Linked DNA regions of Homo sapiens: region 2 is linked to region 1. A link is a loop called in an ENCODE intact Hi-C map of the cell type or tissue named here. Cell type or tissue: dorsolateral prefrontal cortex. All regions are shown on one strand. Each heading gives the region's core, and the rest is flanking DNA. Links, peaks and the distances in the headings are about the cores only.

What was found. Hi-C counts contacts between places; a loop is a spot of excess contacts. Peaks named below come from ENCODE experiments on the same cell type or tissue, not always from the same donor. Only the 100,000 strongest peaks of a DNase experiment are listed, where the experiment ranks them.
Region 2: it touches region 1 in a loop (2.7-fold over the local background); 3 of 110 quality-filtered maps call a loop at or near these places.

Annotation. Positions count from the first base shown.
Region 1 is chr3:59,569,266-59,584,455 of GRCh38, reverse strand. The region is part of intron 6 of CFAP20DC-DT (CFAP20DC divergent transcript); the gene reads right to left. Among named protein-coding and RNA genes, the nearest start is that of CFAP20DC-DT, 490 kb to the right of the region's middle. RefSeq lists a silencer at 8,719-9,013. In dorsolateral prefrontal cortex, for the core only: CTCF peaks have their summits at 8,627 and 8,847 (motif pointing left); DNase peaks (open chromatin) are centred at 8,855 and 10,365; H3K4me3 peaks cover 629 bases; H3K27ac peaks cover 3,527 bases.
Region 2 is chr3:59,239,524-59,254,713 of GRCh38, reverse strand. All of the region lies in intron 4 of CFAP20DC-DT (CFAP20DC divergent transcript), which reads right to left. Among named protein-coding and RNA genes, the nearest start is that of CFAP20DC-DT, 160 kb to the right of the region's middle. In dorsolateral prefrontal cortex, for the core only: no CTCF peak of the experiment used is centred there; DNase peaks (open chromatin) are centred at 6,953 and 8,519; H3K27ac peaks cover 1,246 bases.

The DNA of each region.
Region 1 (15,190 bases), core at 4,848-12,847:
TACTTTTAGTAGAGACAGGCTTTCACCATGTTAGCCAGGCTGGTCTCGAACTCCTGACCTCAGGTGATCCACCCACCTCAGCCTTCTAAAGTGCTGGGATTACAGGCTTGAGCCGCTGAGCTCGGCCACTTTTTTTTGTTTGAGTCAGAGTCTCGCTCTGTCACCCAGGCTAGAGTGCAGTGGCACGATCTCAGCTCAATGCAATCTCCACCTCCTGGGTTCAAGTGATTCTCCTGCCTCAGCCTCCTGAGTAGCTGGGATTACAGTCATGCGCCACCATGCCTGGCTAATTTTTGTATTTTTAGTAGAGATGGGGTTTCACCATGTTGGTCAGGCTAGTCTTGAACTCCTGACCTCGTGATCCACCCACCTCGGCCTCCCAAAGTGCTGGGATTACAGGCGTGAGCCACCGTACCTGGCCTACATTTCTTTAAAAATAAATTCCATCATGGTAATAACTAAATCTTAATACTTAGGGATGATAATAATTTTCATGTATGTTGTCTTCTTATCCAAGACTCCTTGAGTTGAAAGCAAAATTTCTGTGTGTGTGTGTGTGTGTGTGTGTGTGTGTGTGTGTAGAGAGGCACTTATAGAGACAGATACAGACATAGACATGTAGACATCATTTAAGTCTAGATATCAACCTATAACAAACTAGTTTTTACAATGTAAGTATCATTTACCAAGAATCAGAGATCTGGAGCTACATCCAGTTTCAAGAGAGAAATTAATAATTGTAAAAACCTTCTGTCTTGAGACCACATCTTATGAGAACTTCCTTTAACATAAAGCACCTCTAGGAAGAGACCTTATTCCTGCCAACCATCCCTGGTTTGGTCAGAACACAAAAGATAGGAATATATTGAAATTAGGTGATCAAATCATGCCAAATATGACATAATAAAAACAGTTAAACAGGTTTCTGTCCTATACATCTTATCTTCTGAATGATTCTGGCTTGAGTTCATTTGGACTTTTCAACAAGACCCTGCACATTTCCATATTCCAACTTCTGCAAAAGTCAAAACCTGCCCTCGTCTCCCTCCAGCATCTGCTCTGCTGCCATTTCTGCTTTTCCCTGATGAGTGAATGAGGCATGCCAAGGAACCATGATGGAGAGGTCACTTAATTTTTGTTTGTAAAGCCAAATCTCCTGTGCTCCCCATAATTACCAATCAATTTTACATAAATAGCAAAATTAAGTCCCATTATTCTCATTTACCACAAAATTAGAGGAATTAATTAAACATGGAAAAAGTGCTGATGCCTGCCAAATCACTACTTCCAGTAGATAGAAATGAATTCAGAAATTGCACACAGGCAGGAAGAAAACTCAGCACAGCATCCAGAAACACAGCAAAGCATTGCAACTGAAAATATTGTTTAAATAATCCAGGTAAGTATGCACTAAAACGTTCCTGAGTTTCTCTCCTAAAGCTAGGACAAGGAAGACACATTCTTCCTTTAGAGATGAGATATGGTTTGGCTGTGTCCCCACCCAAATCTCATCTTGCACTGTAGCTCCTGTAATTCCCACGTGTTTTGGGAGGGACCCAGTGGGAGATAATTGAATCATGGGGGCGGTTCCCCCATACTATTCTCATGGTAGTGAATAAGTCTCAGGAGATCTGATGATTTTATAAGGGGTTTTCCCTTTCACTTGGCTCTCATTCTCTCTTGCCTGCCGCCATGTAAGACATGCCTTTAGCCTTCCACCATGATTTTGAGGCCTCCCCACCCACATGGAACTGTGAGTTCATTAACCCTCTTTATCTTTATAAATTACCTAGTCTCAGATATGTCTTTAACAGCAGCGTGAAAACAGACTAATACAAGACAACATCTGGCATCTTTACAATGCAAGGTGTCGGGTTCCTTTTCTGTTGTTATTTCAGGAAGGTGTTTGTTTGGTTTGGGTTTGAATAACCTATAAACCCAGAAGAGAAAGAAAACTGAAGACATGCTTTCCAATCCAAGTTTGTCAGAGGAACTTGCATTCGTGTGACTGTTGCTAATGAGTTCAGTTAAACTCCAGAAATCACACCACAGAAGCATCCATACTCTATATGAAAGATCATGTTGTGCTTAAGACCAAATTCCTGAAATAAATGAGGAGCAGATGGAGGAGAAGGGGTGAGGGTGGGTGTTTGGACTTTCACAATTTTGGGTATTGGGCTTAACAATGCTCAGATCTGTTAGAAAGTTTAGAAATGATGAGGCTAAAGATGGTGAAGTAGTTTCATAAACTAGAAAAGAAAGATTCAAACAGAAGACAAAAATGTTCTTCAAGGATTGTCTAAGAGTCCTTTGCAATTACTTCCATTATGAAACAATGAAATATATACTATTCCTTAAATAAACCCACCAAAATGATACCCCCTTTTAATGGTTGGACTATGGTAAAACAATCTTCATATCTTCCTTAATGAGATTTTTATTGCTTGTGTATATTTGTCTTGCACTGAATTTTTGCCTCGGGAACCCTGAATTATGTTACCTCAGGTTGTTCCTGGTAAGCATGCAAGCATCCACCCAATTTTTGCTGTGAAAATGGCTCCTTCTGGCAAAGTGAAAGCAATTGGAACTCAGTTTAATTAGCTGCCTTCTGTAAATATGCCATTATTCTTCTAGCTCTGTGCTGGAGTTATATTTACAAAGGGAACAGATAGCAATAATTATCTGGGGTTGTAGTTAGTCATTATTAGTTAATGCCTGAGCATAATTGAGAGGAAATTAAGACAAGTGTAGATTATGGGTACAAAACGGGATAAATAAGCATCTGTCAGAACATAAATTCTACCTATATTTTTGGGCATGGATGAGGAACTCAACTGCACAGAGAAGCAACAAGTTCCTCACCTGAAATCTATTTAACAAGAAGCATGTGCAATCTATATTGTCTAATTTTGAATAATTCACATTCTGGGCTTTCTGTTATAGATGTTCACTCTCAGACCAACTTTTCTTGGTGATGCAATATGCTTCTGAGCTACCTCTCTTTCCTTTGACTCAGGGGAACCCACAGAAGGCAAACTCAGTCTAATCACCCGGAGCCAAGAAAATAGAGGAGTCTGTCATTTTCAAAATACTCAATGTATCCCAAAGTCAAATCTAAAATGGGAATGAGTTAGGTATGTTCTGGCTTCCATTAGATTATTGCAAGTTGACTCGTTTTTAAAGTTTCAGCTTTAATATTGTTAACAGTCATTAGTGTAGGTAAATATGACTCATAAAGGTATTATAGCCTCTCCCTGTAGAAATTCTGGGGAACAGGTCATTTTGGGCAGGGCAGCCTTTGCTAGAGTCCAAACGCTAGAAGAAAACACCCAGCCCCACATCAGTTCCATAGTTTACAGGGAGGGGAGCAAAATCATACAGTGGGTGAAGAATATGGACTTTGGAGTCAGATGTGTCCAGACAATTGTTCAGGTTCCACTTCTTGCTAACTGTGAGATCTTGAACACATCAGTTAACTTCCTGGTTTCTTCATCTGAGAGATGGGGATGACATAGAACTTAATGATTAGAAGTACTGAATGAGATAAATCACATAAAGCACTCAGCACTGAGCCAGACACAAAAAAGGTGCTCACTTGGTTGGAACAGCTACAACTTCTGGTAATATTTCTACTCTACCATCATCTCCTGAGAGCTGTTTAAATCCACTAATATGCAGAGCAGGTTTTTGTTTCATATACAGCGACAAAGAAAAATCTGGGTTGGGGGAAGTACTAGGGGATGAAGCAGAAAGTGTTAGGTTTGTCTCTCAGCAGGCATCATGCACTGAGTTTGAGACTGTACAGTCATAGGGGTGACAGGCAGACAGAATCCTTGTGTCTTTTTTCTGTTTCATTTTGATTTATTTGTGTATTTATTTATTTTTTTACATGTGAGGCTTGGCAACATTTCAGCTCAAAGCAGAATCGCAGTTCCTAGGATAAATGGGGAGACTCCGGGTGTGAACAGGGTGGCCTTGAGGTCTGAGCGACAAAATGTGACAGGCTATGGAGGAGAGGCTCTTTTCACCACTTCATGGTGCCCCCCTATACTCTGTCACCCCTGCTGCTGACAGCCTGAGGAACACACAGAAGCAGACTTGTTGGAGTTGTCAAGGTGGATCCTGAAGACTGGAAGTTTCCACCCAGTGGTTGGGCACTAAGTGCTGGGAGAGCTGGGTGATGGGGGAGGCAAGTGGGGACAGCAGCTCACAGGTCATAGGTCTGTCTGGGTGCAGGTCAGAGGCACCATTGGGGGAAATACCTGGATGGCCAGTTTCTAATTATGGGGCAACAAATGATCATAGAATTTGATCATTTACTTTGTAGCATGCCTTTGAGTCATTATCATGGGCTCTGGGGATCTATGAATGCCAGGTTGGAGTTCATATACCTTGTAATAAGGTTAGCATTCATAAAAACATGCAGACCTTGTTAGGTGAAGCAAAAAGACTTCCCAACTTTCACCAAAATAGTGTTGTGCTATCTTTGCATTTATGCCTCTACTTTCAGCCAGAATTCCCCACATCTGGCCATCAACTCCTCTAAAGGGAGAAAAGGCTAAGATCCCCCATCAAGGACCAGTTCAGGAGGCCTGGCTTTTCATCTAGCTCCGGGTAGTGGCCTCATGGAGCACTGGGACCCCTGGGCTAAGGAGACCAGGGCAAATATCCAACTCAGTTTCTGCAGGTCTTGGTTTTGGGATATATTTTTGCATGTTTTACATCACAGAGATGAAATTCATCTCTAAACAACTACCCCCTTGGATAATATTTGAGATATTTTCAAACTTACAGAAAAATGTGACAAATAAATACAAAAATAATGTATTCTTCACCCAGATTAATGAATTTTAAAGAATTTATCTTGTAGATATTTATTAGTATTTTTTATGAACTACTGAGAGTAGGTTGCATATTTTATGTCCCTTAACCTCTTAATATTTCAGGGTATGCCTCCTAAGAATAAAGATGTTCTCTTACGTTACCACAGTGCATTTATCACATTCAGGAAATTTACCTTTGAGGTACCATTTTTATGTAACCTACAGTGCATTCTCTAACTTTGGCAATTGTTAGGATGATGCCCTTTGGCCAATATTTTCCCTTTAGTAAAGGTTCCAGTCTAGGATAATTTATTGTATTTTGTTTTTATGTCTGGAGTGGCTTTTGAGAGACTTAGAATCTCTGTTCATTTCCTAAAATCCTGACTCAAGGTGTCATTGGAGCCTTTAATCTGTGCTACATGTATGAAGCATTCTGATCCGTTTGGCATAGAGGTACACCATCTGTATTCTCCCTGGGCTGCCATGCTCATGCCGGTGGCCTTGTGTCTAGAGATCCCAGATGGGCTTCACATCAGTGCAGGATCTCTGCATTCACCTCACTGTAGGATGACAGAGATGAGATACAGAGTCCTAGTTTCTGTATTAGGGCAGATGTAGGAAAGGTCAGGTTAACAACAGTCATGAGGTAGTAACATCCACTGTCCCAAGATGCTGGGCTAAGATGTTAGAGGCCTCCCCCAACCCAATCCCCAAACCTACTGCTTCTAAGAAGACCCCAAACTAGACTGCTACCTTTGCCTTTTGTAGCCCTGTTATAGCGGGGCTGTTTTTTTCATGAAAGATTTGCAGGGAGGCAAGAAGTATCTGGTCCGCAGGGCCTGAAGTGGCCTGAGGACAGAGAGGCATGGGCAGGGCCATACAAAGGAAGTCATGGTGTCTGATATTCAATCCCAGTAATGTCCTGAGTGTCAGTACTGCCCTGCTCTGGGAGGAACACCATGGTATGGTGCTGGCAGTGCCAGACTAGTACCATGGAGGTTTCCAAGCTTTGGGGATCAGTCTCATTAGAAGAGCTGCATCCAGGCATACATGGAGACCATGATGCTGGTGGAAGAGCTCAGAAGATCTGCCAAAATGGGAACTCTCAGAAGATAAGGCCAGCCCCAAAAGCTACCCTGAGGTTAAGTGACAATGACTCACAGAGTGAACTTGTGGACCCCTAGGAAAAACATGGAGGGTGGGGACTGAAGCCCACACTGAGAAGTGTGCACAAAAGAGAGTAATGGGTTGTTGACACAGAGGCCTGGTCTTGCCTGGGCATTGCTCATTCCAAGGGAGTGGCACACAGCACAGCTACATCCCGTTGCCTCCCTCCTCAAGGGCTGAGCTGGGTGTTTGGCAAAGAGGTACTTTTCTGCCTTTAGACAAGAACTAGCACTTACAACTATATCTCAAGTGTGGAGTTTCCAAAAGTGTGTTCCACAGATGACCAGCCCCATGACATGGTCTGCCAGAAGAGACTCCTTGGCCTAAAAAAATGTAGAAAACCCTCCAAGCTGTGACCCTTTTTTAGAATTAAGACCTTTGAGAGAAAACAGTTTAATCCAATGTTCCCGGGGCTTGCTCAGCCAGGGAACCATTTTGTATCCTGGTTGTAGCAGTGTGACTGTGTGTGTGTGTGTGTGTGTGTGTGTGTGTGTGACAGAGTGAGAGAGAGAGAGAGAAAAAAAGAGAAAGAAAAAGAGGGAGAGAGAGCGCACGTATGCCTATGTACATGTGGTAGCCAATAACATTCCACAGACCCCACTCTGAAAACGTTCTCCCGGTAAACTGACTGCAGGAAACCTCCAGCCTGTCCTGCCTCAAGGCTCCCTGAGCTCTGAAATGCATTCTGCAGCTGGTACTACCCTCTGAGTACTGATGGCAGCTCCTGACTTGGAGGGTAGCCCCTAAAACAGGATGTCTTTCTCTGGCAGCAGAAAGGAAGGAAGTGGTCCACCTGAGCCTTGGGAATTGAGACTTTTGGGAACTGGGATGTGAAGGCTGAGAACGGGGAACCCAGATACCAGCCACAGTCCCATTTGCAGAGGCAACAGGATTTCTAACCAGGCCTCAGGCACTATTACTTGAGTTGTTAAGAGACAGCTGTCTTCACCTGATAGAGGTATTCACGAGGCCTGAAAATAAGCCCTTCTGGCAAAAATCCATCCTATACACCCATGAGGCACTTCCAAAATCCAAATGTTATAAAGAAAGTTTGACAGCACACAGGAAGCTGATATGTACACCTAACCTGTATTTTCTCATCCAAATGGGGTACCCAAAAGTGTGTCTGGAAATAGAGCACACAAGAGAGGAAGGAAAGTGGAGTAGGGACAAAGGAGAGAGGGGAGAGGGGGAGAGAACAACAGAGAGAGATCTAAGTTAAGGCTTCAGAACTGTGACACTCCGGCCAGTGCTGGCCATGAGACACCTGCTGAGGAAGGAAGCAAAGTGCCCTTTGCTTCTTTTTATTTTATTTTTAATTGATAAATAATAATTGTACATACTTATGGGGTATAACATGAAGTTACAATATGTACGATGTATAGAGGTCAAATCAAGATAATTCACATACATCAACTCAAACATCAATCATTTCTTTCTGTTGGGGATATTCAAAAGCCTCTCTTCTAGCTATCTAAAATATATAATAAATTACTGTTAGTTATAGTCATCCTACAGTGCCCTTTCTTCTGAGCCAGAGAAAAGAGACACACTCAAAAAAGACGTAAAATAACTCTGCTGAGATGAACATCTTGCATGCCCATTTGCTCTGCCAAACAGTCAAATCCCTCCAATAATTTAGAAATACAGGGTTATCTTGGGATATGGAGTGTGTCCCTACCACCAATCTGGACTCACCAACTGGGACTGTATTTTTGGTTTGGAATTAGCATGGACACAAGCTCAGAGGCAAAACTCACCATAAAAAAAAAAAATCCCATGGAGGCAAAGAATGGAACATCAAGAAAATGCTCTTACAAGCAGAACGTCAGACTAATGATGACGCTGGGATGAAACCAAGGAATATACAGTAGGAAATTCATTCAGACAATTAAGACACGAGGGCCATTAACTTAGTGACAGATTCCCACCCCTGGAGTTAACTGCTGTTTGCTAGCTGTGTGACTTTAGAAGTACTGCCAGACCTCTCTGGGCTTTATTTCCCTCATCAGTAAAGTGGTGATTAAAAGTTCCTACCCAGTAATGCTGCTGTGAGGTTTTAAGATTTTCTTAGAATAGCACCTGGCACATACTAGGCATTGAATAAATGATAGTTGTTATTATTGTTGCTGTTATTATTAATGTAATATGTAGTATGTTCTGCTAAGCAGGACAGAGGAAAATAGTAGCAGAATTAAATTCTAAGCAAAAGGGACAGGTTGGCATGTTTTTATTTGAGAGGACGAATCCCGCTGTGAGTTAACTCTTGGTGGCTTTTGTCTGGTGATGCTGAGTTACTTCTGGGACAATAAGCACGAGGCTGCTGCTATAGTCTCAAGATTCAACAGTAAATCACTGTGTATCCCTGCATCGTGTTGTTATTCTATGGATTAAACAAGATAATGCATGTAAAATGCTTAGCCCATAGTGGCATTTAATAAATAGCAGCTATTATTTCTGATATTCTCATTATCAATATCATTACAGCAATAATAATATTGTCACATACTAGCACCGAGTGATCCAATTTACAGTCTAACAATCATGCAGATGGAAGACTCAGCTGCAGCCTACCTGTTTTCCAAAAGGGGGTTAAAACTGATTTTCATCTTTTCCCTTTTTACGGTGAGATGATGAATATAAAAGTGTTTTGTAAATTCTAATGTATATTTCATCTTTTTTCTGAAAAATTAAAAAAATTAAAAGGCTCTCCCAATTTGTGGTCTCCAAGGTATTTTGCCTGCTACATTTTATTTTCAAAATGTTACCAGTACTTAATTCTCCCTGGTTCTCAGCAGTGGAAATGCTACGCCAATTGAAAGCCTCTGTCTGGAACACAAGAGAAATTCCGCCATCTGCTGGCCACTCGGAGAACTGCTCGGGAGAAGCTGCCCACAGACCCGTAACTACGGGGGTGGTAAAGGTGCAGGAAGGCTGACAGTCACCTGCCCGGTGGTTTGAGATCCAAGGGGGCATGGAGGACCCAGCCATCACTGTGGTCTCTGGAGGGTCACAGCTTGAATCCGTCTGCCATGCTCCTGCATGTGTGGCATCTGTCCCTGCCTGTCTCTCAGGACAACACCTGCCTTTGCAACTCTAGAAGCAGATGATAATTCAGAGACAGCAGGCCTGAGGTGCCAATCACTCTGTTCCTTGGCATTTTGCCCCATTCTTAGCCTGGCAGCACATCAAAGCCTGTTGCCTTCTGGCCTCTGCTGGAGGCTTAGGCCGCCACAGGCTCCAGGTCTCCTTGGCTATGTCCCTTCCTCTCCCCAGGGCCTCCACCATGTGTGAGACAATGCAGCCCACCAGGAATTGAGGCAGGGGCCACCCCCACTGAGCTGGGTGAACAGAGATGCTGTCCAACCCCAGGGCTTACTGCGCCAGGTTCCACCTCTCCTGGGCAGTGAGCAGCTCTTGTCAAGTCCTTATTTTATTTAATTTTATTTTTTATTTTTTTTCAGACGGAGTCTCGCTCTGTCACCCTGGAGTGCAGTGGCGCGATCTCGGCTCACTGCAAGCTCCGCCTCCTGGGTTCACGCCATTCTCCTGCCTCAGACTCCCGAGTAGCTGGGACTACAGGCGCCCGCCACCACGCCCGGCTAATTTTTTGTATTTTTAATAGAGACGGGGTTTCACCGTGTTAGTCAGGATGGTCTCGATCTCTTGACCTCGTGATCCGCCCACCTCGGCCTCCCAAAGTGCTGGGATTACAGGCGTGAGCCACCGCGCCCGGCCCAAGTCCTTATTTTAAACACACATTTCAACACAGAGAAAGCCTCACACACAATGGAAGGCTCTTAGCACCTAGGAAGAGGACTCTAGGAGACTGCTTCTGAGCCAAATGCATTAATGTGTAGACCATACAGAAGCTGACCCATGTTGAGCACTTACCATATGCCAGGCATTGTCACATGTGTTTTCATGGATTAAGGCATTTAATCCTTACAACAACTCTCTGAAGAAGATACAATTACTATCCTTATTTTACAGGTGAGAAAACTGAGGCACAGACAGTCCCAGCAGCTTACACAAGGATTTCTAGCTTGCCACTGGTGGAGCTGGGACTTGAACCCAGGCTGCCTGGCTCCAGAATTCACATTTCCAATCCCTATGTTTGATCTAAATACTTAATTTAACATGGAAAGACCAAACACAGTAATACTCCTTATGCACAATTTTGCTTTCATGGTTCCAGTTACCCAAAGTCAATTGGAAGTCAGAAGATATTCAATGGAGAACTCCAGAAATAAACAATTCATCAATTTTAAATTGCATGCTCTCTGAGTGTGATGAAATCCTGCTCTGTCCTGCCTGGGATGTGAATCCTCCCTTTGTCCAGTGTGTCTGCACTGTCCACACTCCCTGCCCATTAGTCACTTGGCAGCGAGTTTGTTTATTAGATCGACTGCCAAGGGACTGCGTGCTTGTGTTCACGGAACCTGTATTGTACTTATTAAAAGCCCCAAAGCATAAGAGTAGTGATGCTGGGATATTGTTGTAATTGTTCCATTTTTATTATTGTTGTCATTAATTTCTTACTGTGCCTAATTTATATTAAACTTTATCATAGACATGTATGTATAGGAAAAAAATATAGTATATATAGGTATACAGGGTTTTGTACCATTCGTGGTCTCAGACATCCACTGGGGGTCTTGGAATGGTCACCTGAAGATAAGGGTGGACTACCGTAATGCAAGAGCATGAGAGGTCATTGACATGATGGAGTCTTATGATCACAAGCAGAGGCTCCCCGGTACTGACAATGGGGATCCAACTTGAGAGATCACAGATGAGTGATGGCTAGAGTGAAAGAAGGAGGTTCTGGGAAACAGGAACCCAGCGAGAATCAGGGATGGGTCAGTACAGTCATATGAGAACATGAAAGAGATAGAGACCAACAGGAAAACAAAGACCAAGGGACAAAAGTCTTATCCATTTATTTAGTCTTCATATTTATTTATATTTATTATTGAAACTGAATAAACTTAGCTCAACCACAGACCCATGCAGCTCGTGGAGCTGAGGAGGGGCACTGCTGATAAACAGCATGAAATAGTTCAGTTGCCAGACTGGGGGTTGGCCTTGGTGTTAAACCACTGCCCAACACGGCAGGACTAGCGGACCATCTTCCATGCCCTCAGGTGTGGTGGACTGCTCACACCTACCCATCCCTACCACCAACAGGCCCTGCGAATGGCACTGTCACTCTCACAGGGTCTACAGGAGGCCAGGCACTGAGACTGCTGGGGAGACCAGGAGACTGCATTACATACTACATGTACCCCACCTTCATGGAGTTTACATTCTGGTGGGGGCAAGGGAAGGGCACAGAATGCAAACAGGTAAAGTAAGTAAAATAGTTACAAATTGGAAGATATGCTTTAAAGGAAATGAACAGGACACTGTGCTGGTGAACAATGGGGAAAAAGATCCACTGAACACAGAGAAAACCCAGCAGTGTTTGGCCAGGCCTCTCATTTCAAAGGGCCTCCTATTCCCAATGCTGCGGAGCCTTGCAAAGGTGCAGGGGGCAACTTACAGACCGAAAGATGTCACACTTGCGGCTCTGATCAGTCCTGTGCCAGGACCTCACCACCACACCGCAGGACTCAGCTTCTATGCTACATGTTCTTTTAATGAACTCTCCATCTTCTTGTGTGTCAGTGAATTTGAGTCCCATTGTATCTTTCATTGTGATAGACAAATGATATAATTTTAATTATTCTGCAAATTTGGGCCCTTGATTTGGCTTTTCATTTGTTGGGGGAGGCGTGGGAGCCTCAAAAACAGGTGTGTTTAGCTGCTGGTGCTGAAGGAAGGCCTCCAGGAGGGGGGTGGACTTCAAGTTGGGAGCTGCAGGAAGAACTGAGGGGAAGAAGGGCACTTCCAGCTGTATGATGAGGCTACTACCTGTTTGGAGGACAAAAGCCAACTCTCAAGGACTTACATTAAAAAGAAAATTTAAATACAGTTAGGAAATAAAAGATCTCGGTAAGTTCTAGTAGAAAGGCGTAGAATAAGTCCAAGACAAACCGATTCTAATTTAGCCAAAAGTGGGAAGAACAAAGACCTTCTGTACAACTTAACACTATCCTTAAGCTTGATTTCTCAAGATTCACAGGGAGAGATTTTGAAATGAATCACTGAATTGTAAGAAGCTAGGTCAACTGGCAGATTGTGTATCTCAGATTCATCCTGCTTCTGAAAATAGGCATTAAAACTGCAGCAACCTGGAAAAAATAAAAGCTGAGGTGGGATTTTAAATGACAGCCATAAGGACATGCCTTGTGGTGAAAGATGGTGGTTGGATAAGGAAGGGCTGCTCAGCTGTCTACTAAGGGACGCGGTCTCTGGTTCATTCCTCAAGAGTTTCCATAGGCTGCACAGGACAACAGCTTTCTCATTTAGGCTGGAGTTGAGGATGCTTAAAGTTTTGTTTTTTTCCACAACTACCTGCACTTTGAGGGCAACAAAGTGAGAATGACTCATGAGAGATGGTCCTGTTTGGACCAGAGGCAAAGCAACAACCAGCCCATCTGGGGAAAATTTGTCTCTAGGAGAACAGTGTTTGTGTATTGATAATATAAAATTAGATGACAGCATCCCCTTCTTCTCTTCCCTACCACCAAGGAGGAACTGAACCTTCAGAAATCCACTTGTTTTTTGTTTGTTTGTTTGTTTGAGACGGAGTCTCACTCTGTTGCCCAGGCTGGAGTGCCTTGGAGCAATCTTGACTCACTGCAACCTGTGCCTCCTGGGTTCAAGCGATTCTTTGGCCTCAGCCTCCCAAGTAACTGGGACTACAGATGCATGCCACCATGCCCAGCTAATTTTTGTATTTTTAGTAGAGATGGGGTTTCACCATATTGGGCAGGCTGGTCTCAAACTCCTGACCTCATGATCTACCCACCTTGGCCTCCCAAAGTGCTGGGATTACAGGCGTGAGCCACCATGCCCAGCCAATTTTTGTATTTTTAGTAGAGATGGGGTTTCACCATATTGGCCAGGCTGGTCTCGAACTTCTGACCTCATGATCCACCCTCCTTGGCCTCCCAAAGTGCTGGGATTACAGGTGTGAACCATCACACCCAGCCTCCAGGAATACACTGTTTAAATTTCTCTTTCACAAGTGATGCCCTGGTTAAATCCCTTCATCACATTTTGCATCTCTTCTTCAGATGAGTTTCCCAAGAGAAGAGCTCAGTCTCCCTCCCTGGTTACTCAACTAATGTCTAAAATGTCACTGGTCCTCACTATTTATTAAATGACTGAATTGCCAGATTATCAAAATCCATACATACTACCAGAGAAGTCTCTCTGGCTGTTACGAAAAGATTGGTTTCTCCTAAATCAACAGTCACTGAGAACCAACCATTCATTGAATAACTCATTCACTTCACAACTGTATATCTAGCAAGGATCTTAGTAAGTGCCAGACCCCTTGCAAGATTTTCCAGACACAGCAGCAAATAAAACAGACAAGATTCTGGCTCCCAGGGAGTTGATAGTAGGTAAGACCAGGGATCATCACACATTTCTATAAAGAGCCAGAGCATAAATATTTAAGGCTTTGCAGGCCACTTGCAGTCTCTGAAGCATATTTTCTTTGTATTTTTTGTATGCTTGTTTTTAACAACACTAAAAAATATAAAAAACCATTCTCATATCAAGGGTCTTTCAAAAATAGACCACAGGCCAAATTTGGCCCATTAGCCCTAGTTCGTCAACACTTGTTTAAGACAGACATTAAACAAATGCCCTGAGGATGACATCAGTACAGGTGAGATAAGCACGTAGGAGAGTGAGAGAGGAAAAAAAGGCTGCGTACATACGGCCAAGATTTTGGAGGGGTCAGGGAAGGCCACCAGGAAGGAGAAGCATTCAAAATATGATGTGATGGAGGAGCAGGGCTAACTCAGCAAAGAATGAGGAGCGTGAGGGAGGAGGGCGAGGGGGCTGAATGAAGGGAGAGGGGCTACAGGTAAAGGCTTTGAGCAGCACAGCTGAGCGGGATCCAGATAAAAAAGCCTTGTCAACTGTATCAGGAGCTTGGATTTTACCTTAGGTACAACGGAAGCCTTGTAAGGGTGGGTTTTAAGGAGAAGAGTGCCTGGATCTCCATGAAATTGAAGGAACTCTTCTGGCTGCTGGGCAGGTTCTACTCTGAGAAAGTAAGAGGCTAGTCCACTGTAGCCTTGTGCTATGGGTTCGATTGTGTCCCCTCCTCCCCCGCCAAAATGTGTTGAAGCCCTAACCCCCTACTCCTTGGAATGTGACCTTATTTGGAAATAGGGTCCATTACAGATATAATTTGTTAAGATGAGGTCATACTGGAGTAGGGTCCAACAAATGCCTGGTGTCCTTATAAAAAGGCAGGCATGTGAAGACAGGCACACAGGGACAACCCCAGATGGCATAAAGGCAGAGTGTGGCGTGCTGCAGCTGCAAGCCAAGTAAGGCCAAGTAAGGCCAGAGACCTCCAGAAGCCAGGAAGAGGCAAGGAAGGACACCCTTGCAGGTTTCAGAGGGAGCCTGGCCCTACTGACCATTTGATTTTCAGATTTCTAGCCTCCAGAATGGTGAGATAATATAATCCTGTTGCTTTAAGTCACCCAATTTGTGGTGCTTCCTTCCAGCAGCCCTAGGAAATAAATACACCTAATGGGTGACAATGACTAGGAAAGAAGGAAAGAAATGCACTGCTTTGAAAAACATTTTAAAGATAGAATTAAAGAGCTTTGAGATGGGTTGGATGTAGGGAAGTGGGGAAAAGGAAATGTATAGGCTGGCAATCCACACCCAGCTACTGCCCTTGGTTACCTGTGGAAGGGCAGCAGTGATTAGAGGGAAGGAAGAAACAGCGAGCATTTCCTTATAAAATACACCACTCCATCCTTTGTCTTCTTAAAGGAGGGAGTCGGACTTTCATAATAAAAATGATAGAGTAGAACAGTAAATAAGAAAAGGAAGGAAAAACTGCATGACTGCTAGGGCTGGCTTGAAAATCCCTGTGGATAGAGGAAGCCTGACTGCGCTTGTGAAACTAAAGCAGCAGCGAAGGTTGGGGTAAGGATAGACCCAGATTTCAGCTTGGGGCATAAGGCTGAGATGCGGGAAGGTTATTACATGATGGGAAGCTTGCCTTGCTTTGAGGGGTCTTCTGATTTTTAACCAAAAGAAAGCAGAAAGGGATA
Region 2 (15,190 bases), core at 4,001-12,000, 330 kb after region 1:
TACAAAAGAGCCGAGTTCCCCTGGAAGGTCACTCTCGGCCATCTGTTAGTGGCAGGGCTGAGCATTAGTAACGTGGACAGCAACCCAGCTGCCTGAGGAGGCCCGGCCAGTGCTTCTCCACTGCCAGGATGTGTTAGCCGGGTAACCTCATTCTAATCAAATGATGGATGGCCAAGCTGTGAAGGAGAACTGCAGTGCCTCAGACCTGGAAGTCCTGGCCATCTGAACCTCACTTGGCACTGAGTGGGGCTGCACCATGCTCCTAGGTGGCATCAGGAAACATTAGGAAAGGAGGGCAGGCATTCCACACACAATGTGCAACTTGGCAGCCTTAAAAAGGAGGGTTTGGGTGAAGAAGAATTACAACAGACAGCCCCGGAGTTTTTTCCTAACCTACTTTTAATTGATGATTCCATTATATCCTTTCTAAAGGCATTTTTAAACTTAATAAATGACTGCTTACTATAGAGCACAATACAATCCCTTACAAGTTAAGCTGTTCTCGTGAATCACTTGTAATTACTGGGCATTTTCGAGCCCAAGGGATGTATAACTATATTATTGTATCCCTGTGATTTTTATGAAGTCAAGGCAAGGAAACAAATCATGGTGGCTGAATTAATCTCTTCACCAGAGCTCTTAATAATCAGCAGAAAACTTTAAAATAACATAAACCAAAAACCTATCACTATTAAATCATCAGGTATTTTACTAACTGCTACTTGGTTTGTTTACTCCCAAAAGGGAAAGGGTAAATAGAAGAAGGGGAAGGAGAAGAGGAAGGAAGGAAGGGGCTTAGGGAAAGAGAGAGGGAATGAGTGGACAGAGGGAGACAGAAAGGGTAGAAGAATAAGGGAAAAGGAAAGAAGGAAGGAAGGAAGGAGGGAAGGGAGGGAGGGGGATGGGGAGGGAAGGGGAAGGGAAAGGGGAGGGGAGGGAGGATATTCTATTCATTTCCAATTGCTACCGTAATAAATTACTACAAACTTAGTGGCTTAAAACAAAATGTATTCTTTTACAGTTTTGGAAGTAAGCAGCTTAAAATTTATTCCCTTACAGTTTTGGGGGTAAGAAACGTAAAATCAAGGTGCTGGGAGGGTTGCACTCCTTCTGGAAGTCTCAGGGGAGAATCTGTTTCCTTGTCTTTTGCAGCTTCTAGCAGCCACCTGCATTCCTTGGCTCCTGGCTCTTTCCTCCATCTTCAAAGCACATCACTCCAACCTCTGCTTCCTTCTTCTCATCTCCTTCTTCTACCTTTGGTTTTATTTCCCTCTTCTAAGAACCCTTCTGATTACACGGGGCCACTCAGATAATCTGCCCATTTCAAGATTAGCTGAATTACATCTGCAAAGTCCCTTTTGCCATATAAGGTGACATATGCACAGGTTCCAGGCCTTAGCATCTGAACATCTTTAAGGGCCATTATTCAGCCTCCCACAGACATTTAAAAAGGAAAAGAAGAGGGATTTCCAACTGAATGTGAAACATACACCATAGTAGAACCTCTAAGCCATTTTGATATCGAATGAACTTCAAGTTGTGCTGCAGGAATGGTCTTTTTTTTTTTTTTTTTTTTTTTTTTTGAGACGGAGTCTCACTCTGTCACCCAGGCTGGAGTGCAGTGGCACAATCTCGGCTCACGGCAACTTACACCCCCTGGGTTCAAGCAGTTCTCCTGCCTCAGTCTCCTGAGTAGCTGGGATTACAGGTACCTGCCACCACGCCTGGCTAATTTTTGTATTTTTAGTAGAGTTGGGGGTTTCACCATCTTGGCCAGGCTGGTCTTGAACTCTTGACCTCGTGATCCACCCACCTTGGCCTCCCAAAGTGCTAGGATTACAGGTGTGAGCCACCATGCCCAGCCCAGGAATGGCTTTTAAAAATTGTCCACTCCAAAAAAAAGCAGACTATGCCTTGGTGCCACTTTTATAATGTTTTCAAAACACATTCACACCTATTATCTGATTTTCTCCTCCAAAGATATCTTGTTAGAAAAAAAAGGCAACTTATCCCAAATTGTAGATAAGACTGAAGGAGACAGCCTGCTGACGTGAGCACAACCCTGCCCCCCATTCCCCTGATGAGTCACCAGCAGTTGAATAGGACCAGCCCACCTCTGGACAGTTGTCCACTTCTCTTCCCATTTCAGGACAACCTGTCAGACCTACTTCCATTATAGCATTGTGTAAGAAAAAACAAGGAATCAAAGGCTCTTAGGTCTTTTACATCATTTGAAAGAGAGATCATATAGTTCACCCTGGTTCACCCTTCTTCACCAATGTGCCCTTCTGGCCAAGCATTCTTGTCACCTGAGCATTGTCACCCTGCAAAGATATTTCCAGGGACTTAGAGCTCTGTGCTCTACAAGTTAACCCACACATAGGCATTACTCTCCAGGATCTATTTCCAAAAATGGACCCAATGAATCCTGGGGCCTGCACAAAGGTGGTGCCTTACAAAGAAGTGAGAGCCAGGCTGGATGGCACATAGATGTGGCTCAGGCCCCAAGGTCATCTTGCAGGACACGCCTCACAAAAGGACCATTGGCAATGCACTGGACAGAGAGTCTGAAGCCCAGAATCCGTTCCTTTGTATTCTCGTGCTAGTGACTCATTGATTGGTGCAGGTTAAACCACCCTCCCTTCATAAGGAGCTGGTCCAAGGCCAGGCTTGACAAGAAGCTTTTGCATGGTGGTTAAGAGGATGAAGCATAGAGCCAGCCTAGCTACTACTTACTTAATGCTGAGGAAATTCCTTAATCTCCCTGAGTTTCCTCAGCTGTAAAAGTGGGAAAGTAAACCTCACCACTATCACAGGATCCTTAAGAGGATTGAAGAGATGGTGTGTGTGCAGAGTGCTCAAAACAGAGTCTGCAATGGGAGCTCTTACTCAGAGACCTGGGCTCTCATTCTATGCCTGACTATCGAGCTTTTCCTCCTCCACCCACATAAATTTTAACTGGGGGTATCCTCCCTCAGCAAAGTCCCTTTGCTCCAGATGAAACCTCTCCACACACACACACACACACACACACACACGTGTGCACACACCATAACTGCTGTGCCTACCAATGCTGTCAGGATGCTACTAGTTCATTAAGCATTTTACTGTGCTGGGTGCAACAGGGCACACAAACTCTGCTTTCTCAGAATTCCAAGTTTAGGCAAAAATAGCCCATGGGCAAATAACTGTAGTGCAAGATAAAGTGTTACAAGTGTTCTGAACAGGTTTGTGTAAATAACGTGCAGTGGGTTCTCACAGGCCAGTGAGAACGGTATTGTCTGGGAGTGAAAAAGAGAGCATCATAAAACACAGCATGCGTTGGGCTTGACCCTAAAGCAAGGCTCGAAGATACACAGTTGACGGAAAGAACATTGCAAGCACGGTAGAGGCTCACAGGGAATGAACATTATGTTGCTATATTTACTGGAGCTCAATCCAGTCTTCCACTCTGCTAACCCAGAAACCAGATTTATTATATTCTGGAGCCTGAGAATCAAATAGACTCAGGGTAGACTCTAACTAACCACACTCAGGAGCCTGATGTATAACACCAGATGGTCAATATATTGTTTCCTATGAGCAGTAACTTGGATTAGAGTAAATTAGTACGGCCATCATGTTTTCCCTGAAGGCAAATTATAATTAAAAAGAAGATACTTGGACATGAAAGCAGATCAAGGAGAGTTATGTAACACGATTGTTTTCTGACATTAAACTGAGGTAGTCTGATATGCCTTTGTTTCCTCTGATAAGAACAGAGGCCTTAGAGAGATGGACCAAAATGTCCTCTCTCCTTCTTTTCTTTGTGGTTGACTAACACACCTCCTTCTCATCAATGTCATCTCTGTATTTTTTCCTGAGGTCAGTTATTTTAATCACCTCCTACTGATTTTGCTGATCTGGAAAACAGCCAATTTTTTGAAATGGTTTTGCATATCTCTGTTCAGACTCATAACTCTCATATGGAATTAGAAAAAAGTTCAGTATGATTTAGGGAGATAGGGATGAAAACTCTGATGAGGCCAGACCCCAGGGAGGAGTTGGACCTCACAAAGAGGGTTGTAAAAGGGGAGACCACATGGTATCCTAGTAACCCACTGATGGGCCATTCTGCTGCCTCTCCTACTGAACCACTGCTTTTCCACATGCAAGGGATGGCCCAGGCAAGGCCTGTGCCATTCCCAGATATGGGCTGACAAGAGGAGGGGTTTTTTCAGCATTTTGAGTGCTCCTAAATCAGAGGAGCATTTTCTGACCCATAAGGCTGTGTATTGCATCCTGGTTCACTCTATACAAAAGTTGGAAGAGCTATACTCTTGGGAAAGAAAGGAGGATAAGTGAATGTAGGTATATGCATGGGAGAGGGAATAACAATAAAAATGGCAAAATGTTCCCAGTCCCTTGTGTTACCTCTCAGACTTGCCTTCTTCAACCTCCTAAACACAGTTCAGACACAGCACCCTCTGGCAGCCTTCCTGTTCCCTCAGAGTTGACCCCTCCTTCCTCTGTGCCAGCAGTCAGCAAACATTTTCTGGTAAGGACCAGATAGTATGTGTTTCAGAATTTGTGGGCCATATGGTCTCTGTTGCAACAACAATCAATTCTGCTCTAACACTTGTTTAGAAATGTGCATTTGTTCCAATACGATTAATATATTAGGGAACAATATGGGCGTGACATGAATTTCACGTTTGCTTATGTGCAATTTCCTCTGTGAGAAACACTAAGTAAAAGCAAAAAAACTGAACACATCTGTAACAAGACACGTAAGAAATTATACAATGCACACACACACACCCCCATCAAACATCTGCCATCCACCCTCATTTCAGCATGAGTGTATAAGCCACACCATGCACATCCACTGCTACAACTTTCCCTGGGATTCCAGATAACCCCCTCTGACCGCTCCACAATAGCTCATGAGCTGCAGCGCTTCTCACTCCCACTTCTACAGGCTAATGCCAGGGCTTTTTCAAGGCAAGTGGCCATATTTGTGGTAGTATTGTTATATGTTTCTTAACCATTTTACATGTGTAGAAATATGTTGTCATCTTTTTCAGGTTATCCATTTTTTTATGTGTCACTGGCCAAGTTCTTGAGTGCTGTGCCCAGTGCCATTTCCCCCATAGGCCTTGTGTTTTTTATTACACAATCGTGTATAGTGTGGTGATTTTCAGAAACGCATGTGCATCCTTAGAGCAGAACCGACTGCACTCACCGTAAGGGTAAAAGTGGCCATAGACAATAGGTAAATGAATGAGCAGGCTATGTTCCAATAAAACTTCATTTACCAAAACAGACAGCAGATCAGACTGAACCCATGACCTTACATTGTTGACCTTACTTTCTTTGTGTTATCTCTCTACCCTGCACATGATTCAGTTGCTGCACTCAGCACCAGATAGTGATTTATTTATTTAAATGTCCCTCTCCCCAACCAGGCCATGAGCTCCATGTGAGCTGAGATTCTTTTATTCATCCCTCTCCCCAGCATCCAGCATTGTGCCTGGAACACAATGGGCTCTCAGTGAAGTTTGCTGAGTAATTTAATGAGGAAGTGCCCTCCTCACCCAGCAGATATGCCAACCCCACAAAACAAGAATTGTCCTCTTGCATTTCCCATTCCAGCATTACACTTTAACATTCAGATTCAGATGTAAGTAATATTTAATGAACCCTGTCTACTCAGCACATTGGAGTAACAACATGATTTTCTGTAATTTCATGTTATCCATCAAGAGAAACCCAAAAGATATATATTATTATTTTCATTTCATGGGTGAGGGAATTAAATCTCTGAGTCTTTAAATAATTGCCCTAAGTCACACAGCTAGCTACAGTGTACTTCAGAAATGTTCTGTGTAATAGTCCATTATCACGCTGTGATAAAGACATACCTGAGACTGGGTAATTTATAAAGTAAAAGAGGTTTATTGGATTCACAGTTCCACGTGGCTGGGGAGGCCTCACAATTATGGTGGAAGGTGAAAGGCACATCTTACATGGCAGCAGGCAAGAGAGAATGAGAAGCAAGCAAAAGGGATTTCCCCTTATAAAACCATTAGATCTCATGAGACTTATTCACTACCACAAAAACAGTGTGGGTGCAACCGCCTCCATGATTCAATTATCTCCCACTGGGTCCCTCCCACGACAGGTGAGAATTACAGGATCCACAATTCCAGATGAGATTTGGGTGGGAACACAGACAAACCATATCATCACTATGGGTCCTGGAGGGAGAACATATAACCCTGTCTGAGGGTACCCTCTCCTTGACTTCCTTTCCTCTCTCTCCACAGCAAATGTGTCATGGTGCTGACTTTCTATAAGATAGGTTTGCCTAACAAAAAGGAATGCCAAAGGAGGAAATTTTCCTACAGAAATAGTTTCTTAAAATCTCTTCCTTCAAAGCTGTTGAGGATATTATAGTAACCTAAACAAGGAAGCTTTTGAAACAAAATAGATGAGGTTCCTGTTACCTACAAAAAATAAAGGTTAATATTGTCTAAAATAATCATTAATTTTCAGAAGGCTCTAGAAGTTCTTTGGTTCTTATGCAATGGCTTGGTTTTATAGGATCACACTGGTTTTTACTCAGCCTTAAGCATTCCTACATTTTGTATACTGTTTACAGAATGCGAAAGGGTTTCAGTTTCACCTGATTTTCTTCAACACACAATAGCAAGAAAGTATTTATTTGGCTCATTCTTTATTTATGTAAGAAATTTAAGGGACTATGAACAGCATCTTGCCTGAAGTGGCAAAATTACCATCTGGAGTCTGCAAATGTGAGTCAAAGGAATCTCCGAGAAAAGCAGAATGCTTAAAACCCACCTGGCCCCATTACTGCTACAGAACCTTGTTCAAAGGCCCATGATCCAGCCAGCTCCTAAAGGTATGAAGTCTTGGCAAGACGGCCCAAGGCATTTCCTTGTAGGCCACCCTGGCCCTGCCTGGTTCTTAGCAGAGCATATCACCAATAGCCCGAGGGAGGAGAAGGTTTTCTGCTCCTTGGTATGCTTCCACCGTGGCTGAATGCCTGCAGTGCAGTGTGTACACAATCCACCTTATGAGACAGATGGAAATTGAGTTATAGCAAATAAATCATATGGCACTGCTTTTAGTGATGTCTTTCTATAGGGACTCTTCCTGTTGACTAAGTGTGGCCTTGTAGCTCCTTGATTAGCCACACAGATGTTTGGTTGATATTTGACTCCTGTGAGACATTTCTTACTTAAAGACTTGTGGTTTCTCAACATACAGAGTTCTGCCCCTTAGTGTGAGGAGTTTTGTGAGTGGGTTATTATAATTACATTCATGCTGCAGATACACACCCATGCCAACACACACATAAACACACAGTTATGAACCAAATCACCCACACCCCCAAAGTTGCCATACCTCACCCTATCCAAATATTTCATGGAAATGTTGGAGCTTGTGAAAGCAGATGATGAATTGCACTTTGTAGTTCAAGTATCTCTTTTACTATTCTCTGAATAGATATCCTACCAAAAAGCCAAAAGATGCCTACTGAAGAGGTAACCATTTTTGGAATCAGAGAGATAAGGGTTGGAATTCCAGCTTTACTAATTAGTGGCCGTGTATCCGTGGGCAAATTAGATCCTCTAAGTCTCAAATCCAAATCTATAAGGTTAGAATATTAATGCTGCCTACCTCATGAAGTTTTTGTGAGGAAAGTCCCTAGTAGCACAGTTCATTGAGTATTGTGTGTGTGTGTGTGTGTGTGTGCATGCATGCATGAGTGCACACACACGCATATCTTGTTTTATGGGGTGGGGTGGAGTATTAATAAATACTATTTCCCTTCCCAGGTGACTTGCAGTTTTAAGGGCTGGCCACATTCTGGGTAGTTTCTGGTCAGAATATACAGAGCTCAGGAAACTGCATTGTTGGGTAACCAGATCTATTTAATGAGAACAAAGATAACACAGTCAGGTTTATCTAAGTAGTGAATAGTATTTGAATCATGTTACACCAAATTTAGAAAAACCAAGAAAAAGAGACTAACATTGAGCACCCATAGTGTGCCAGAGACTTAAATTGCTTTATTTAGTCCTCAAACCAAATGAGGAGACTGAGGCTCAAAGAGATGAAGTATTTTAGCTCAGAATACCCAGCTTGTGCTGCCAACTCCAACACCGGCAAGTGGGTCTGAAAGACTGGGCTTAGTTTTGCCTGGGTGCCTCTCACCTCCTCAAAGCCAATTATTTAAAATGTGGGCAGTTACACAATAATGACGCACATGAATAGAGACAAACAACATAGGACTAGAATCCCGGGAAGGCCTGTCTGAGGCAGCAGAGACAAGGAATAACAAATCAAGCATCAGCACTGGTGAAAAAATACACACAGACTTGATGAAGAGGCACTACTAGAGTCCGAAGAAGTCAATTCATGACTGAACATTGCTGATGTGCGTACAACAGACAATTCCATCACTTTTCTGAGATGCGAGCATGAGAAGTAGCCACACAGTTGGAGACCTGGAGACGTGCCAATTCCTTTGCAGATGAGGCAGAAAAGATAAATGGAACAGTCAAAACTTTGTGCTTCAAAACTTTAAACAAAGAGCGGAGATTCACTGATTGGGGTCAATTCTTAGGATGAACCAAAAAAGAGTCAACCTTGATTAACATCCTTTTGCATCATCAAAAGGAGATAGGTCAAGATAAGGTAATTGTAAGGTAAACTGCTGACCACACACAGCTGTTAAAGGAGTCATGCGCCAGCCAAAAGTGGGCAGATTTATTTCCTCAGGGGGCCTAGAAGCTCTGCCATCCCATAATTCTTCATAAAAAGCTAAATTCCTCTGCAATGACTTTTAAACTCCCATGATTTTTTTTCTAACGACATGACAGGACAGCAAAACAAAGACATAATTCTTTTCTATCTTATGAGCTAAACTGCTCCTTCTCTTGATTAGTGGCTAATTGCATATTATTTCCTCTCTGCCGAGGGAAACTGCAATGGAGAACCCCTAAGCTGCATGGTAGAATCACCCAGGGAGCTTTTAAAAAAATGATTCCTGGCCCTGCCCCAGACCTAAGGACTCAGAATATCTGAGAGAGATGAGTCCAGGAATTTGTATTTTTAAAAATCTCCCCAGGTAATTCAAATATGCAGGAGGGTACAGAACACTGGATAATGCCAAGCACCTCGACTTCGTGATAAGAAACAGGTCTGTGGCTGGGATTCAAATTCTGGCTTCACCACTGATTAACTCTATGACAACAGACAAAACACTGCCCTTTCTAAGAACTTCCTCTCCAATGTCCAATAAAATAAAGATATTCCGGCTGCAAGGTCAAATGACAGAGCATACTGAAGACTTTTATAAAAATAGTTAAGTATTACCATAATGTCAATCATATGTAATAGTTAAATTGAGTATGTTTTACAGATAAAGATAACCTACCTTTCCTAGGAAACTGTACAGCAGCTTTTATTCCGGTAATTTTTTTTTATTTTATTCTGAGACTTTGAGTAAGGCCATCTTAGGCTAGCTGACTTGGATGAATAAATAAAAATAATTGGGATCTCTTTAAACTTTTAGTGGCAAGCAAATTAAAAAGTGTATTTCTCTAGATGACGAAAAGGATAGTCCCTGAAGCTAATGAAGCTCTGATTTATGCTCAGGTTCATGCTACTAAGGAGCTTATCCTCCTACAGAGAAAAACATTTCCCCTCAGGACACAGCAAGTTCCTATGCTAGTAACTGAGGCACGCAGTTCTTGTTGCATGCTAAAAGTGAGAACACTTAGTTATTCCTAAACAGTCACTTATTGGTCACTAGGTAGGAAATGAAAACAGATGTTTTCTCTAAATTGCCTCTGATCAATTGATTTGAGAGGTGCTAAAGATTAAGTCATAGGCAGGAGCTTCCATAAAATTAGCAAAATAAAATAAGCTATATTCCTATATTATCAACCAAAATCTCCTAAGGGAAAAAAGTTTGCAGTTTCAGCCCAGGATGCACGTCCTATTAGGCGAAGTATTGAAATGCAGTACTCAACAAAACTGGATGGTGGTTTGGAAAAGGAAAGGAAACCAGAGGCGCAACATTTGGGTAGCTATGGGAAGTTTATAAAGCAAGGAATCCAAAGGCCCAGAGACAATGCCACAAGTTTGTACGTGCCAGCAGAGCTCCAGGCCTGCCAGCTTTCCAGTTGCAGTGTTAGTCCACAGAATGAAAGAGAGAGTGCATCAGAAAGGGATGTGCGTTCAAGTGGTCATCTTTGTTATAAAAATTTTGCACACCATCAAAAGGGGCATTAGAGAATTAAATGAATTATTGTGCATCTCTAAAATAGAATATCGAGAAGTCATTATGCAAAATGTTATAGAATAATATTTTTGATATGGGAAATTGTTGACAATTTATTAGGTTTTAAAAAGCAAGCTATGTTTATATGATGCCATTTTATTAAAAGTGAATTGGATATATAATATAAAGAATACTAGAGTCATTCATTTATTTATTCATAACCACAAATTCTTACTGGGTCCATTTCATAATTCTGGACGTGGGACATAACAGTAGAAAAATAAGTTCCCTGCTTCACGGAGCTTAGATTCTAGAGACAGGCTATAGAAAATAAACAAATGAGCATGTAAACATGAAGTATGTTACACAGTGATACGTGCCATGGAGAAAAACAGAGCAGGACAGGGAGAAGCACTCCAGGAACTCCCAGCACAGAAGGCAAGACTCACTGCTAACAGAACAGAAGAAAGTAAGGTGGGGAGCCATACTGATGATTAGAGAAAAGCTTTGGCAGAGAGAACAGCAAACAGTAAAGGCTTTGGTGGGCAGGAGAGTGCTTGGTATATTCAAGAGAGAGCAAAGGGGCCAGAGTGGCCAGAACAGAGTAAATGAGGGAAAGTGGCAGTGAGGTCAAAGTGAGGTAGCAAATGGCCAGATCACACCAGTTCATGGAAATCATTATTTAATCACAGGGCTTTCTTGGAAGGCTGTGGGCAGTTTGTTGAACAAATGTGGATGTGACCTGTTTTAAGATTGAGTCACTCTGGCTACTATGTTGGGAATATGCTGGAAAGGGGTAAGGACTTGTCTTCGTCCTTTCAAGCAGCTATAACAAAATATCATAGACTGGTGGCTTATAAACAACATAATTCATTTCTCATTGTCTAGAGGCTGGGAAGTCCAAGATCAAGACACCAGCAGATTTGGTGTCTGGTGAGGGCCTGGATCCTTATAGACGGCCATTTTCTCACTGACCTCACAAGGCAGAAGGAGTGAGGGATCTCTCTGGGGTCTCTTTTATAGGGAAACTAATCCCATTCATGGGACTTCATCACCATGACCTAATTAACTGGCAAAGGCCCCGCCTCCTAATACCATCACCTTGGGAGTGAAGGTTTCAATACGGGAATTTTTGGGGAATGTAAACGTTGAGACAATAGCAGGGATGGAAGCAAAAGAGCAGTTAGGAGGTTACTGCAATCATCTCAGTCAACAGTGGGATGCCTTGGACCTGGATGGTAGTAGAACATGGGATGAGAAGGGTCAGATTCTGGGCGTATTTTGCAGGTGGAGCTGATGTGGTTTGGTGAAGAATGTGGAATGTGAGGGAGAGGAGTCCAGGGTGACCCCAAGGTGTGGGTGTCCTAATAAGGCTCCTAAAAAGGCAAGTAGGAAGAGCACTGAAAACTGTCATTGGATGTGAGGACCCAGATGGCATGGTGGAGAAGAAGCCCTGACTGAAGAGGACTGAAGGGAGGATGGGGGCAGAGGGACAGCAGAGAGTGAGTGTAGACGGCTCTTCTGGGGATTTTCACCAGGAAGAGGTAGGAAATGGAGTGGTGTGAGATGTGGGCTCTAGCAACTGAAACAAAACCTTAACAGGGATTGGTTTCAGCTGGTGGGAGTTTGAGTAAATATCTCCCTTCCCCAGGCCCCCCACCCTTTTGTGGAAAATACTAAATCCTGAAAAATATGATTTCTTGACTTAAAGGGGCTATCTGTACAATATACCAAAGATAGGGGGTTAGGAAATTAGAACAGAAGTAAAAACAGAAAAAGAGGAGAAAAAGGAGGGGAAACCATAACCCTCCTATGAAGCATATCATGCTAACATGTACGTACATTAAAAATCCACACTGTAAAATAACACTGATATTGTTTGGCTGTGTCCGCACCCAAATCTCATCTTCACTTGTAGTTCCCATAACCCCACATGTTGTGGGAGGGACCAGGTGGAGATAATTGAATTACTGGGGCAGTTTTCCCCATCCTGTTCTTGTGATAGTGAGTTCTCATGAGATCTGATGGTTTTAAAAGGGGCTTTTCCCCATTTTGCTCAGCACTTCTCCTTGCTGCCTCCATGTGAAGAAGGACATGTTTGCTTCCCCTTCTGCCATGATTGTAAGTTTCCTGAGGCCTCTCCAGCCCTGTGGAACTGTGAGTCAGTTAAACCTCTTTTCTTTATAAATTACCCAGTTTCAGGCATGTCTTTATTAGCATTGTGAGAACAGACTAATACAAATACTATAGCTATGGGTGCCAAAGCTTAAAAGAATAAACTAGAAGGATTTGCATCAAATCCACAACCATGGCTACTTTTGGATTGTGGGAAAAGAGTTTTGGCCTGGGCATGGAGAAATAAGAAATGATTTTATTTTCATTTTTTGCTCAAAAATCAAAGATCTGAAGCAAATATAAAAACTAAATGTAAAAATAATCAGGCCTGCATAGTGACTAAAATTTTTTAAATATTATTTACCATGTTTTAAAAAATCTCTCTGAACTTGCACCAAAAAATCAAACATATTCTTCCCACACCACATCCTCATCCCATCCCATCTCTTTATAATCTTTTCTTGGTTTCCAATAGAATATACTTATAATAAAATCATATGATGGCATCAAAGTAATTCATTAAATTAAAATCAACAAAATCAACTTTTTAGCATTATTCTCTCACTCATCCATTCGTTCACTAAATATTAATCATGTTCTCACTTATATGCAAACAAGGTCTTTCAGCTGTAGCTATATTGTAATGATCAGGATAAACAACTTCAGAAAACGAATGTCATATGCCCTTCAGAAACTTGGAGTTGAGAACATAAAAGAAATGAAAGTGAGTGAATTTATCAATAGAAGGTAAATTCAGGAAATTCTGCACAACATATAGGATTTTGATGAGATTAGGACTTTTGATAAATCTTCCACACGTAATTATAGTATATATTAGCTTGACAAATTGAAATTCAAGGAAAAAATTGTATATGCCTTGCTGATTTTTAAAACATTTCTCTCCTCTATTATAAAAGTCATTGTTTTGATTCAGAAAGAGAACATAAAATTATTTCTAGTGTGAACGACAGTAGCAGCTTTTATGGCTAGTCAAAGGAAGAGGAAAGAAATATTAGTGGAAATGTACACTTGCTAAACTTGTCCTTTTTTTTTTTTTTTTTTTTTTACAAAACAAAAGAATAAATATATAAGCTAATGAATTTCAGCAGAACTAGAATGGGGGTGTGCATGCATGTTTCCCTGCCCAGAATTTCTGACACCTGCACCAATCCCACTGAAAACTAGCATTTCCTCAGAAGAGAGCAGACAAGGTTGTGACTAATGTTTGCAGAACAAGAAGCTCAATAAACAGGATGACTTGAGTTCAGAGAAGTCCTGCAATCATTTCCTACCACACTTCACTGACAGGATAAAACTGAATAAATAATAGATTGGTGAGGGTTAGACTGCAGAAGGAACTACAGCAAGATCAGGAGCCCATGCCTTCTCCAGACTGTGTATACATTCGCATTTTATCCATTCCAGAGTGACTATGGAACCCAATAGTCAAACTCTTTACCATAATTTAAATCAGCTTTTTCATATGTTTATAACCTCTTATTCACTCATTCCCTTACCCATTCCCTTTTTTTTTTTTTTTTTAAGATGGAATCTTGCTCTGTCGCCCAGGCTGGAATGCAGTGGTGTAATCTCAGCTTCCCACAACCTCTGCCTCCTGGGTTCCAGCAATTCCCCTGCCTCAGCCTCCCAAGTAGTTGGGATTAGAGGCTTGTGCCCCCATGCCCAGCTAATTTTTGTATTTTTAGTAGAGATGAGGTTTTGCCCTATTGGCCAGGCTGGTCTCAGGTGATCTACCCACCTCGGCCTCCCAAAGTTCTGGGATTACAGGAGTGAGCCAAACCCATTACTCTTTCTTTCTCTCTTGCTCTCTCCTTTCCAATTTTTTTCCCATCAAGTATATCGTAACAGACTATTGAAAGAGCAGAATTCTAAACTGCCTCTTTAAGGAGCTTTGGTATAACTCACATAGATTTTTAAAAATTAAAACCTAAGTGACATAAGATTAACCTGAAAGAATATTCTCAATAAAAAATATTTCCTACACTTCTTGTTATTTCTACTATTAAAGTCAGAGATAAGTCAGTTTCTCTAATAAATTCTCTGCAAGAATTATAATTGCATTTTTTATTTAAAAATAATCTTTCTTTAAAAAAAGCATATTCTGTAATCACCCAGATGACCATTTTCTAGTTAAGTCCTGCTATGTGAATTCAGAGTCAGTATCTGCATTGGGACCAAGTAGTAACATTTTCACTGTCTTAAACAAATGAGAAAAGATGTGAAATTAGCAAGATTTCAAGGCAAGTAAAAGCCAAATTATGTCAGAGCATCCTATCTGTACAAAAATTTTATCACTATTTGGAAGGGGAAAGAAGGATGAATTGAGTTCTTACATAACAGACAATAGCATAGGCGTGTTAAACTCAGAAGAAACTGAACCCCTATGGTCAGCACCCTACTTATATTTTCTGATCATTTCCATTTTCAATAAAACCACATCCTCAGTCACATTAAATAAATGTACTTAATTTAAATTTTGTTCATTTTATGGCTTGTTTGTATTTAAGTGGTAAACTTGTTTTAGTTTTATTGTTGTATAAGAGTTACAAACATGAGGAGTTTATATGCAGTTTAATGCTTATATGTACATAACAATTTAATAAACATAAGTCAGTATGGAGGGTGTTCTATAAAATTCTATTGTTTTGAAAGGGGGTCTATATATTAGTCAGCTTCCAGAAACACTGATTTAAGAAGTATCTACCCTGAATAGTACTTGTAGTAGGCTGAATAACAGCTCCCAAAGATGTCCATATC